Linked DNA regions of Homo sapiens: all the other regions are linked to region 2. Evidence: chromatin contacts called from ENCODE Hi-C or POLR2A ChIA-PET data. All regions are on one chromosome and are shown on one strand. Each heading gives the region's core, a stretch centred on a gene start or an enhancer-like site at or near the end of the contact. The rest is flanking DNA. Distances are from core to core; before and after follow the strand shown.

Region 1 (3,667 bases), core at 25-2,524, 600 kb after region 2:
CTCATCTTGGCCTTGAATCACCAGGTTGCTCAGAGACTGCAGTCTCCAGCCCTGCAGCTGAACCTCTGACTTTTTATTTATTTATTTATTTTTTGAGACAGTGTCTTGCTCTGTTGCTCAGTCTGGAGTGCGGTGGAGCAATACTGGATCACTGCAACCTCTGCCTCCTGGGTTCAAGCAATTCTCCTGCCTCAGCCTCCAAAGTAGCTGGGATTACAGGCGCCCACCACCATGCTCGGCTAATTTTTTATATTTTTAATAGAGACAAGGTGTTCACCATGTTGGCCAGGCTGGTCTCGAACTCCTGACCTCAGGTGATCCACCTGCCTCGTCCTCCCAGAGTGCTGGGATTACAGGCGTGAGCTACTGCGCCCGGCCTGACTTTTTATTTTTTTAAGAGATGGGCCTTCCTCTATTGTCCAGGCTGGAGTGCAGTGGTGCCATCATAGCTCACTGCAGCCTCAAACTCCTGGGCTCAGGCAATCCTCCTGCCTCAGCCTCCCAAGTAGGTGGGACTAAAGGCATGTGCCACCACACCTGTCTAATTTTACATTGTTTTTGTAGAGGTGGAGTCTTGCTAAGTTGCCCAGGCTGGTCTTGAACTTCTGGGGTCAAGCGATCTTCTCACCTTGGCCTCCCAAAGTGCTGGGATGACAGGCCTAAGCCACTGTGCCAGGCTTGAGCCACTGATTTAATGCACATTTACTAAACCTATTAGGTGCTTGCTTGTGGGTAGATAGAAGGGGCAAATTAAAGTTCTCACCCTTGGGGAGTTGACTTGCGTAAGCTCAGTCCACATGAAGCACCCGGATCTCTGGGAGGCGGGGGCTGCAGTATGGGGGTGGGGTGGGGTGGGGACAGGGACTGAGGACTGGCTTCCGTGGAGGCAGTTCAGGACCCAACAGAGCAAGAGCGGGGAGGGGGCTCCTGACCCTGGGTCTGGCATTCAAGCCCTCCAGGATGTGGCTCTGGGCCTTTTGCCCCTTGGAGTCCAGGGCCCTGGGGCTGGAGAGGCTGAAGCTGGAGTGGGCGGGACAGGTAACCAGGTGGGAGGAGAAGAGGAAGTTCCAGGCCTGTACACCCGCTGTGAAAAACATGCACGGGATTTCACCGCCTAAGGAAACCAGCCTCTTGGTTTCCCCTGTTGTCCTCCTCGCAGGAGGCTTCAAGGGAAACTCTACTCACATGCGCAGAAGGGAAGAGGAAGCGAGAGCTGGAAGGCCTGTGCCTCGGGGCCCCTTGCCACAGTCTCACTTCTGCCCAGCCCACAGGCCTCAGGAGCCAGAGGCCCAGGGAGCTGCCGCCGGCACGGGGGAGGGGCAGGGGAAGTTCGAGAGTCTCTTCCTCCTGCGATCCTGTCTCTGCCTTGCTTCCCCTTTCTCTGTGGACAGATTCACTGAGCCCCACCTCTGGGAGTCAGAGTGGCTGGGCCCCTGACACAGGGCCACCAACCCACAAACCCCCGTGATGCGCACCATACCCGGCCCTGTTAACAGATGAGGAAACTGAGGCCCAGGGAGGGGAAGGGAATGGTCCAAGGTCACACAGTGAGACGGTGGGGGAGCAAGGGCTAGAATGCAGGTCTCCGGCCCCGCAGCCCCCACAGCCTTTTGGTAGGCGGGATGCACTGCCCATGCCTTCATTTGCTGCCCAAGATGGCTCCCAGGCAGGCTCCACTGCCCCTCTGCCCCCAACTCACCGATGTTTCCTACCTTGGGGCCTCTGCACAGGCTGATTCCCCTGCCAGGACTGCCCTTCCCTCGAACTGGGTGAATTTCCCATCATCTTTGAGGATTTAGTGCAAGCACTGCTTCCCTTGAAGTACATGAGGACAGGATGAGGACCCTCTCTCAGCCTGAGACCATCACTGTCGTGGTAAATCATATGCGTCATCTTGGCTAAGCTATGGTGCCCGGCTGTGTGCTTGGCTAAGCTAGATGTTGCTATGAAGGTATCCTGTAGATGTGACTCACATTTACAATCGGTTGACTTTAAGAAAAGCAGATGACCCTCCATAATGTGGGTGGGCATCAATCAGTTGAAGGCCTTAAGGGCAAACATTGAGGCTTCCCAGAGAAAGAATTCTGCCTTGAGACTGTAACTTATGAATCTTGCTGAGTTTCCAGCCCCCGGGTCTGCCCTGCAGATTTTGGACTTGCCAGCCCCCACAATCACAGGAGCCAATTCCTTAAAAGAGACCTCTCTGTGTACGTGTGTGTGTATATGTGTGTATATATATATATATATAAATATATAGTGTCTCCTACTGGTTCTATTTCTTACTCTAGAACCCTGACTGATACAATAATCACACTGTGGATCATCTCCCCTGACAGCCAGGCCACCCACAGGACAGTGACTGCAGAGGAACAGAGGGGGCCCAGCACGGGAGTGTCTCTAGAGAAAGACACCAGCGTACAGAAAAGGGAAGAGAAGGAAACTGACAGTCGCCAAGGGACCAAGACTGAATGCGGTAAGTGAGATGGAGAGTGAAACTCTTGCCTGAGAGTTCTACCAAGGCTTTGCTCTTCTCTGAGCACCTCACTCCCAGGACAGTCCTGCCTCCTCCTTGGGGTGGTGTCCAGGCAGCATAGGGAAGGGCCTCTCCAAATTAGTTAGCAAGAGCAGATGCACACTCTCAGTGACCTGACCTTGTCCGGTGAATCAAGCCAGAGGGCCCTCCCCACCCCAAGTGCCTTCTTCCTTGCCTTCCCCTGCTAATGGCAGAGTCCCCAGGAGCTCAGGCCCAGGAGCTCTGAGTGCTTTCTCACCTGACGCCCTCCCAGGTGAGAGAGCCCCTCCCACAGGGCCTGCTCTGACAACCCTCGCTCTCTTGATCCATTCCCCAGGCCCGGGTGCACCTACACCTGACCTGGGAGCCACGCCTCTGCTTCTATAAGCTGAGGGCTGAGGTGGGTCTGACTGCCACAGGGTGGCCCCTGTGTGAGGATCTCCCTCCTCTAAGAGGTCACAGTACCCTAAAACCCAAGGATATGAGGGGTGAAGCCCCCATGTCGAGGCATGAACTATTTTGATGTGACTTCTCAGACACAAACTCTTGTGAAGACAGAGACCCTGGGTCCACAGAGTTCCAGAACTGGTATCGTTTGATCAGAATGCCAATACCGGGGTCTCACTCTAGACCAGTTAAACCAGAATCTCTGGGTTCAGGGCCTGGACATGGGATTTTCTAGAGGCTTCTTAAGTGATTCTGATTCTCCAAATTATTATTATTATTATTATTATTATTATTATTATTTAGTCTTGCTCTGTAACCCAGGCTGGAGTGCAGTGGCATGATCTCAGCTCACTGCAACCTCCACCTTCTGGCTTCAAGCGATTCTCGTGCCTCAGCCACCCGAGTAGCTGGGACTACAGGAGCGCGCCACCACGCCTGGCTCATTTTTGGATTTTTTAGTAGACATGGTGTTTCACCGTGTTACCCAGGCTGGTCTCAAACTCCTGGGCTCAAGTGATCCACCCAGCTTGGCCTCCCGAAGTGCTGGGATTATAGGTGTGAGCCACCGTGCCCGGCCTCGAAGTTAATTAGCAAGAGTTGACGCATACTCTCGGTGACCTGGCCTTGCCTGGTGAATCAAGTGGGAGGCCCCTCCCCACCCCAGGTGCCTTCTTCCTCACCTTCGCCTAATGGCAGCTGCCCCACTTC
Region 2 (3,907 bases), core at 1,262-3,761:
CTGGGCAACAGGGCGAGACTCTGTCTCAAAAAAAAAAATAAAATAAAATAAATAAATAAATAAATAAATAAATGTATGGGTAATTTAAGGGATTTTCATGAGTAACTCTGTATGGGATAAAGTCTTACGTAGAGATTTTAGAATCACTCCTCCGATAAGATGTGACCCTATCATACTAGACTTGTCAACCACAGTGTCTGAGCGGCCATGGGACTTCTAATTGACTAAGGTAGGCAGACACATCTCCCTGAAGCTTCCAATTTATAGGCCACCTGGCAATCTATGGCATGGCTTGGTACAGACAGATAAGATGAGCCAATCATATTCCCCTTCTCTGGAATCTGAAATTGGGAATAACCAAAGGAAGAGGCACTTAGCCATGGAAACTGAGGCTTCATGAAATGCACTGTCATTTTTGCAATACCCTATTGGCTACACAGGTCAGCTCTATTCAATATAGGAAGGAACTTCATGGCACAATTCATTAATTTAACATTTGTTGAGCACCTATGATGTGCCAGGCACTGTTCTAGGTCCTGAGGATATGGTGATGAACAAGATCCCCACTCTCATAGCTTACCCAGCAGATGCCCTAGGCAGGCAATGAATAAATATATGAGCAAGATGAAAAGAGAATGCCAGAAAGCCCTGAAGTTTTGGAGCAAAGCCATGAACTCTTTTCACAACTATTTCCTTTTTGAAAAACATCTCTCCACTTGCTGTTGGGTTCTGTTGTTTGTGAGTGCAAGGATGGAAGAAGGCAGATGACGATGTTAAGCAGCCAAAGGGGTGGACTGTTCAGGCCATGGAGTTAGTGTAGCAGGAGATTAACAATAATAACTAAGGCTGGGCGCAGTGGCTCACGCCTGTAATTCCAGCACTTTGGGAGGCTGAGACAGGCAGATCATCTGAGGTCAGGAGTTTGAGACCAGCCTGGCCAACATGGTGAAATCCTGTCTCTACTAAAAATGCAAAAATTAGCCAGGCACAGTGGTGGGTGCCTGTGATCCCAGTACTTGGGAGGCTGAGGCAGAAGAATTGCTTGAACCCAAGAGGCGGAGGTTGCAGTGAGCCAAGATTGCACCACTGCACTCCAGCCTGGGCGACAGAGTGAGACTCCATCTCAAAAATAATAATAATAACTGATAATAATATAGAACAATTCTAACAATATACTGTGATAAAACTGATGTGAATGTGGTTTCTCTCTCTCTCTCTCTCTCTCTGTCTCTCTCAAAATGCCTTATTGTACTGCACTCACCTATTTTTAGATGGTGGTTGACCGCAGGTAACTGAAACCACAGAAAGCAAAACTGCAATGTGGGGGGGCTGCTTGCATGCTCCTTTCAGACCTGTTTGTGAGAGAGTTTTAACTGGAGGGTATCTAAATAATCAGAGAGTGGGAAGAGAAAGGGGTACTCACTTTTTATAGTTTTGTATTGTTTGTGAATGTTTTCTATTTCATATGTTTTGTAATTAAAGCCAAAAAGGGTAATGACAAAAAGGAAAAAAAATGCTATGTGTCTGGCTTTTGGGAAGTTATTAGAGGGAGTGGAAATTCTACCACCTCCTATTGCTAAATCTCATTAAAGTGCCCTTGAAATCAACCCAAACCAACTCTCAGGCACGGCCAGAACAACGGAGGCAGAGCAGAGCTCAGGATCCTGAATCCACACCCCCCGGCCACTCCTGGTGGGAAGAGAAGAAGGGGGCTCGTTTCCTGTGGTTCCCACCCTACCTGGCTGGAGAGGCTGATGTGGGGCGAGGTGTGACCACCAGTGCATGTAGGAGGCGGAGAAGGCAGTTTCTCCCACTGGCCGGTGCCCTGGGCCCAGCCCAGGACGGGGAACTAGGACAAGAGCCCAGCCCTCCAGCATCAGGTCTGGCGTGGCTCTGGGAGGAAGGAGGAAGAAAACTCACCCATGTCACCCCAAGTCATGGGGCATTTCCAGTGAGCACATACAGACTTAGGAACCCGGGAGAAAGCCTGGAGGCTAGAAAAGCTGAGACCACAGTCAGCTGGGCTGCAGATCTTTGCTCCGCCTTCCTCCAGACAGCACAAGTGACTCAGCCCTCCCCAGGGTGCTGCTTCTCGCTCTGACACCACGATTTGGCCTCCTCTCACTCACAACTCTATCTCCTCTCTGTGTCATTCCTCCTACTCAGGGCCGATAGTCAAAATATCAAACCACTAATAAAGCATGGGCACCTGCCAGTCAGACTACACACCAGCTGGGAACAATGGCTAGAGGTAGCAAATTGCCCCAAAACTTAGTGGCATGAAACAACAAACATTTGTTACATAACACACTAATGGGTCAGGAGTTTGGGTGGTTCTGGCTCAGGGCCTCTCATGAAGTTGTCAGCATGTCAGAGTTGGAACCATTTGAAAGCTTGGCTGGGGCTGGAGGATCCTCTTTCAAGGTGTCTCATTCACAAGGCTGTCGGCAGAAAGCCGCAGTGCCTCCCCAGTGTGTGGGCCTCTCCATAGGGCTGCTTGAGTATCTTCACAACATGGTGGCTGGCTTCCCCAGAGGGAGACATTTGAGAGACCAAGGCAGAGTCACAATGTCTTTTATGACCTATCCTTGAAAGTTATATACCGTCACATTGCAGCATCCTATTGGGTCAGCCCTAGTCAATGTGAGAGGGGCTACACAAGAGTGTAAATACAAGGATGCAAGGATCACTGGAGGATGTTTTGGAGGCTGGCTACCCCAGGTACTATATTATGTCCTGTTTAAAACTCTCTAATGGCTTCCCACTAACCTCAGAATAAAATCCAAATGTCTTACCATGATCTGCAAGGCCTGGCATGAACTGACTCCTACCTACTTTCCAATCTCATTATGTTCCTCTTTATTCACCTGCACTAAACTCCAAACACATCAACCCTCCCTACATCCATCAACATCTGAAGCTCATCCTTTACATTTTCTGCTCCCCGTGTCTAGAAGTCTCCTCGCCCAGATCTTTCTATGGCTAGTTCCTTCTCATTGTTTGGGTCTCAGCCTAACGTCACCTCCTCAGAGAGGCTTCACTGACCCCTTATCAAGTGTAGCCCTCACCCCACCTGTCACTCTGTCTTACATCACCTTGTGCTGACCTCCTCCTAGCACTGATCTCTATCTGAAAGTAATTTATTTGATTATTGCTTTTCTCCCTTCGTGTACTGGTAGGAGTCCTTAATTACAAGCAACAGACTGCTCTTTAGCTGCTTTTAAGCTACAGAGGAACCTATTAAAGGATAGGAGGTGCCTCATAAAATCTTAGCGAAATCAGAGAACCAGGCTCAAAGGCCATTTACCTGCACTGGTTCTTTCTGCTGCTGCCTCTGGGATCTGCTGTCATCCTGACAGAAAGGACTCCAGTCATCTGCTTCTCAGTGTCACTTAGCCTCATGCAGGAGCAGCCAACGGGTGGTGTCTTAAGTTGTATGCTGTGCCCAATCTTCAAGAGAGATGGGGAAAGGTTCTGGCTTCCATCATAAGCAGGTGTGAGTTCATAAGGTAGGAAATTCGCAAAATAGGAAGACTGTTCCATGGGCTGGGGAAGCCAAAGAGAGCTGATGCTATTTGGCCTCGACAGTCCACGCCTTTAGCTGCTTAATGTCATCAGCCAGCCTTCCTCCATCCTTACGCTTACTAACAGCAGAACCCAACAGCAAGCTGAGAGATGCTTCTCAATAAGAAAATAATTGGGAAAAGAGTTCATGGCTTTCGGGCCGGGCGCGGTGGCTCACGCCTGTAATTCCAACACTTTGGCAGGCTGAGGCTGGTGGATCACGAGGTCAGGAGTTCGAGACCAGCCTGACCAACACGGTGAAACCCCATCTCTACTAAAAATAGAAAAATTAGCTGGGTGTGGTGGCACGTGCCTATAATCCCAGCCACTCGGGAGGCTGAGG
Region 3 (3,737 bases), core at 448-2,947, 630 kb after region 2:
ATGAAGCCACCAATCGCCCATTTGGATGTCATCCTGCCAATGTCAAACTACAGAAGTTTCTAAACACCAATCCCATTTTCTATGTTTAGCTCCTCCTCTTGCTTGGTTAACATTGTGCAGAACAGCACTGGTGCATGGCCCATACTTTTGTGGGGCACTGGCCTAAGAATACACAAGAATGTTTATAAATTAAAGAATTTTAAATGCAGATATATATTTCCTCTTAAGTGAAAATTCTAGCCACAGAGCCTCAAATTTCAAACACACACTTTTTTTTTCTTTTTTTAGAAACAAGTTCTTGCTATGTTGTCCATGCTGGCCTTGAACTCCTGGACTCAAGGAATCCTCTTGCTTTAGCCTCCTGAGTAGCTAAGACTATACAGGCCAAACACACATTCTTTTTTTTTTTTTTTTTTTGAGATGGAATCTCACTCTTGCCCAGGCTGGAGTGCAGTAGCACAATCTCAGCTCACTGCAACCTCTGCCTCCTGGGTTCAAGCAATTCTCCTGCCTCAGCCTCCCAAGTACCTGGGATTACAGGTGCCCACCACCATGTCCAGCTAATTTTTGTATTTTTAGTGGAGATGGGGTTTTGCCATGTTGGCCAGGCTGGTCTCGAACTCCTGACCTCAAGTGATCCTCCTGCCTAGGCCTCCCAAAGTGCTGTGATTGCAGGCATGAGCCACCGTGCCCAGCCCCAAACACACATTCTTAATTGTTACTTTTTGGGGGCCATTTAATTTTCCAAGTTCATCCAATCTGCCTCTCCTCTCTCTTAAAAATAGAAAATAATACATTTAAATGTCCTGGAATTTACATTCAACCACATGTGATCTGCTGAGTTCCATGGAGCTGAGGTTGAAAGAGAACGTTCTGTTAATGAGAAATTCACAGTGGCTGGACACAGTGGCTCACGCCTATAATCCCAGCACTTTGGGAGACCGAGGCGGGAGGATCACCTGAGGTTGGGAGCTCGAGACCAGCCTGGCCAATATGGCAAAACTCTGTCTCTACTAAAAATACAAAAATTAGCTAGGCGTGGTGGCAGGCGCCTCTAATCCCAGCTACTTGGGAGGCTGAGGGCAAGAGAATTGCTTGAACCTGGGAGCCAGAGGTTGCAGTGAGCTGAGATCGCGCCACTGCACTCCAGCCTGGGCGACAGCGAGACTCCGTCTCAAAAAAACAGAAATTCACAGTCAATACTCAGTACACAATATAATGTTAGTAGCTGGATGGCTTCCTTCAGATGAAAATGGGCTTTAGTCGATACTAGCCCAAGTATCTGCAGGTTTAATTTCAGAATAAAAAGCCACTGTAACAGTTCATAGCTGGCCCAAGCTGGCCGTAACAACACTGGCACCTAGGAATACCTGAGGGTATTTTAAGGTGCAGGCACTTGGTTCCCACCCACCCAGATCCAGTGGATTTGGGGCTGGACCCAGGCAACTGCATTTTAACAAGCTCCCCAGCAGAGAGTGAGAGATGACGTGGCCACTGAAGATGCCCCTGCTGCATGAAAACAAGAGAGATGGGCTATGACCAGTGGCTCACAAGAATTGGTCTTGGGAATGCAAAACAAGCAAAAACAAAACCAACCGGGTTTCTCCCATGGGGCAAGTGCTGTGCAAAGACCTGGTGTTGAGAGACCAGAGTTACAGTTTTTTAGAACTTCCTGTGTGTCCTCACTTAACCTCTCTAGTCTTCCGATTTCCTCAAAGGAGACAGGACAAATGAGAGCGCTGCTTCTCAAATGTGCTGAGGAATCACCCGGGGATCTTGCTAAAATGCAGATTCTGCTTCAGCAGGTCTAGGGTGCTGTGAGAGATACTTCGTTTCCATTAATAATAAGCTCCCGGGTGATGCTGCATCCTGGATCCCCCCAGGGTACATTTCAATCCCGAGAGTCTATGATTAGTCACTATATTCACACAGCTTATGTGTTCTTTTTCATTCACTTCAATCAATGTGTTGGATTAAACTCACAACTATTATTCTCATTTATGAACAAAACCCATCACCACCAACTGTCGGGTCCACAACCTCTTGAGATGAGCCTAAGCCTCCAATTCAAATGTTTCTTTAAAGAAAGAAAAAGAAATGGCCATTTTGTATTTGTTGGTATCCATTTGTTACCAAACAATCCATTAAGCATTTTTTTTTTTTTCTTTTTTTTTGAGACGGAGTCTCGCTCTGTCGCCCAGGCTGGAGTGCAGTGGCGGGATCTCGGCTCACTGCAAGCTCCGCCTCCCGGGTTCACGCCATTCTCCTGCCTCAGCCTCCCAAGTAGCTGGGACTACAGGCGCGCGCCACCATGCCCGGCTAATTTTTTGTATTTTTTTAAGTAGAGACGGGGTTTCACCGTGTTAGCCAGGATGGTCTTGATCTCCTGACCTCATGATCTGCCTGCCTCGGCCTCCCAAAGAGCTGGGATTACAGGCGTGAGCCACCGCGCCCAGCCAATTTTTTTTTTTTTAATTTGAAATGACCCTCTCTGCAGCACAGATACAGCTCTTTCCTACTGGGCATATGTGACTGCCCTGTTGGGAAGGTGGCTTCATATTCCCACCCAGATGGGCCTGCTTGGTGCCCCCTCCCCCACTGGTTAACACACACTCTGTGCGCACATGTTCAGAGTGTTCGGCCAGGGCCTGGCACATGATAAGCATTCAACTCCTGCCAGCTGTTTCGTTCAGAGACAAGGAAATGAAAGCCCAGAAGGCTTACGATTTGCTGAAAGTCAAGTTCTTGGCAAAACCAAGACCGGCCTTGAAACCCATCCCTCCTTCCTCTGTGCCTCAGTTTCCTCATCTATAAAATGGAGCTGATAGCTAATTCTTTCTTTTTTTTTTTTTTTTTTTTTTTTGAGATGGAGTTTTGCTCTTGTTGCCCAGGCCGGAATGCAATGGCGTGATATTGGCTCACTGCAACCTCTGCCTCCCAGGTTCCAGTGATTTTCCTGCCTCAGCCTCCCAAATAGCTGGGATCACAGGCATGCACCACCACATCCGGCTAATTTTGTATTTTTAGTAGAGACGGGGTTTCACCATGTTGGCCAGGCTGGTCTCGAACTCCTGACCTCAGGCGATCCATCCGCCTCAGCCTCCCAAAGTGTTGGGATTACAGGTGTGAGCCACTGTGCCCGGCCGATAGCTAATGCTAATGGCTGTTGTGAAAATTAAATAAGGAATGTCTGTAAATGCACTTAGGCTGGCACTTAATAACTGCTCATATGATTGTGATTATCAAGCTTGATCTTTTTAATTACTAAAAAGTTTTTTGGCCAGGCACGGTGGGTCACGCCTGTAATCCCAGCACTTTGGGAGGCCGAGGTGGGCGGATCACCTAAGGTCAGGAGTTTGAGACCAGCCTGGCCAACATGGTGAAACCCCATCTCTACTAAAAATAGAAAAATTAGCCGGGCATGGTGGCATGTGCCTGTAATCCCAGCTACTCGGGAGGCTGAGGCAGGAGAATCACTGGAACCCGGAGGTGGAGGTTGTAGTGAGCCAAGATCAAACCACTGCACTCCAGCCTAGACGACAGAGTTGAGACTCTGTCTCAAAAACAAAACAGAACAAAAAATTTTTTTGTAGAGACTGGGTCTTGCTACCTTTCCCAGGCTGGTCTCAATCTCCTGGCCGCAAGCGATCCTCCCACCTTGGCTTCCCAAAGTGCTAGGATTACATGTGTGAGCCACCATGCTTGGTCTATTATCAAGTTTGAAAGTCCCAGAATGA

The links. A loop is a pair of places that touch in the nucleus more often than their neighbours do. ChIA-PET counts read pairs that join two places held with the same protein, here RNA polymerase II (POLR2A). Pooled maps may share reads with other maps.
Region 1: a loop to region 2 is called in a map with no recorded cell type, with 10 times the contacts of the local background. The contact joins the enhancer-like site here to the promoter of LINC01585 in region 2. A Hi-C loop is called at or near these places in 3 of 37 single-sample maps with no recorded cell type and 3 of 50 pooled maps. POLR2A ChIA-PET finds 5 or more read pairs at or near these places in 1 of 52 experiments (activated CD4-positive, alpha-beta T cell).
Region 3: a pooled map shows a loop between it and region 2 (4-fold over the local background). The contact joins the enhancer-like site here to the promoter of LINC01585 in region 2. A Hi-C loop is called at or near these places in 2 of 37 single-sample maps with no recorded cell type and 4 of 50 pooled maps.

The regions. Positions count from the first base shown.
Region 1 is chr15:90,057,283-90,060,949 of GRCh38, reverse strand. The region is part of intron 1 of ZNF710 (zinc finger protein 710); the gene reads right to left. Among named protein-coding and RNA genes, the nearest start is that of ZNF710-AS1, 23 kb to the left of the region's middle. RefSeq lists enhancers at 1,151-1,200, 1,211-1,270, 1,391-1,510, 1,336-2,047. Within about 2 kb of position 1,274, at least 23 of the 41 ENCODE cell types and tissues checked have a DNase peak (open chromatin) inside an H3K27ac peak, as active enhancers do.
Region 2 is chr15:90,658,838-90,662,744 of GRCh38, reverse strand. LINC01585 (long intergenic non-protein coding RNA 1585) reads right to left here and starts at 2,511. Exons shown (of 3, transcript NR_120371.1): 1 at 1,921-2,511; 2 at 1,262-1,352. The region is part of intron 2 of CRTC3-AS1 (CRTC3 antisense RNA 1); the gene reads left to right. RefSeq lists enhancers at 645-704, 1,365-1,414, 1,555-1,604, 1,827-2,355.
Region 3 is chr15:90,029,456-90,033,192 of GRCh38, reverse strand. All of the region lies in intron 1 of ZNF710 (zinc finger protein 710), which reads right to left. Among named protein-coding and RNA genes, the nearest start is that of MIR3174, 25 kb to the right of the region's middle. Within about 2 kb of position 1,697, at least 13 of the 41 ENCODE cell types and tissues checked have a DNase peak (open chromatin) inside an H3K27ac peak, as active enhancers do.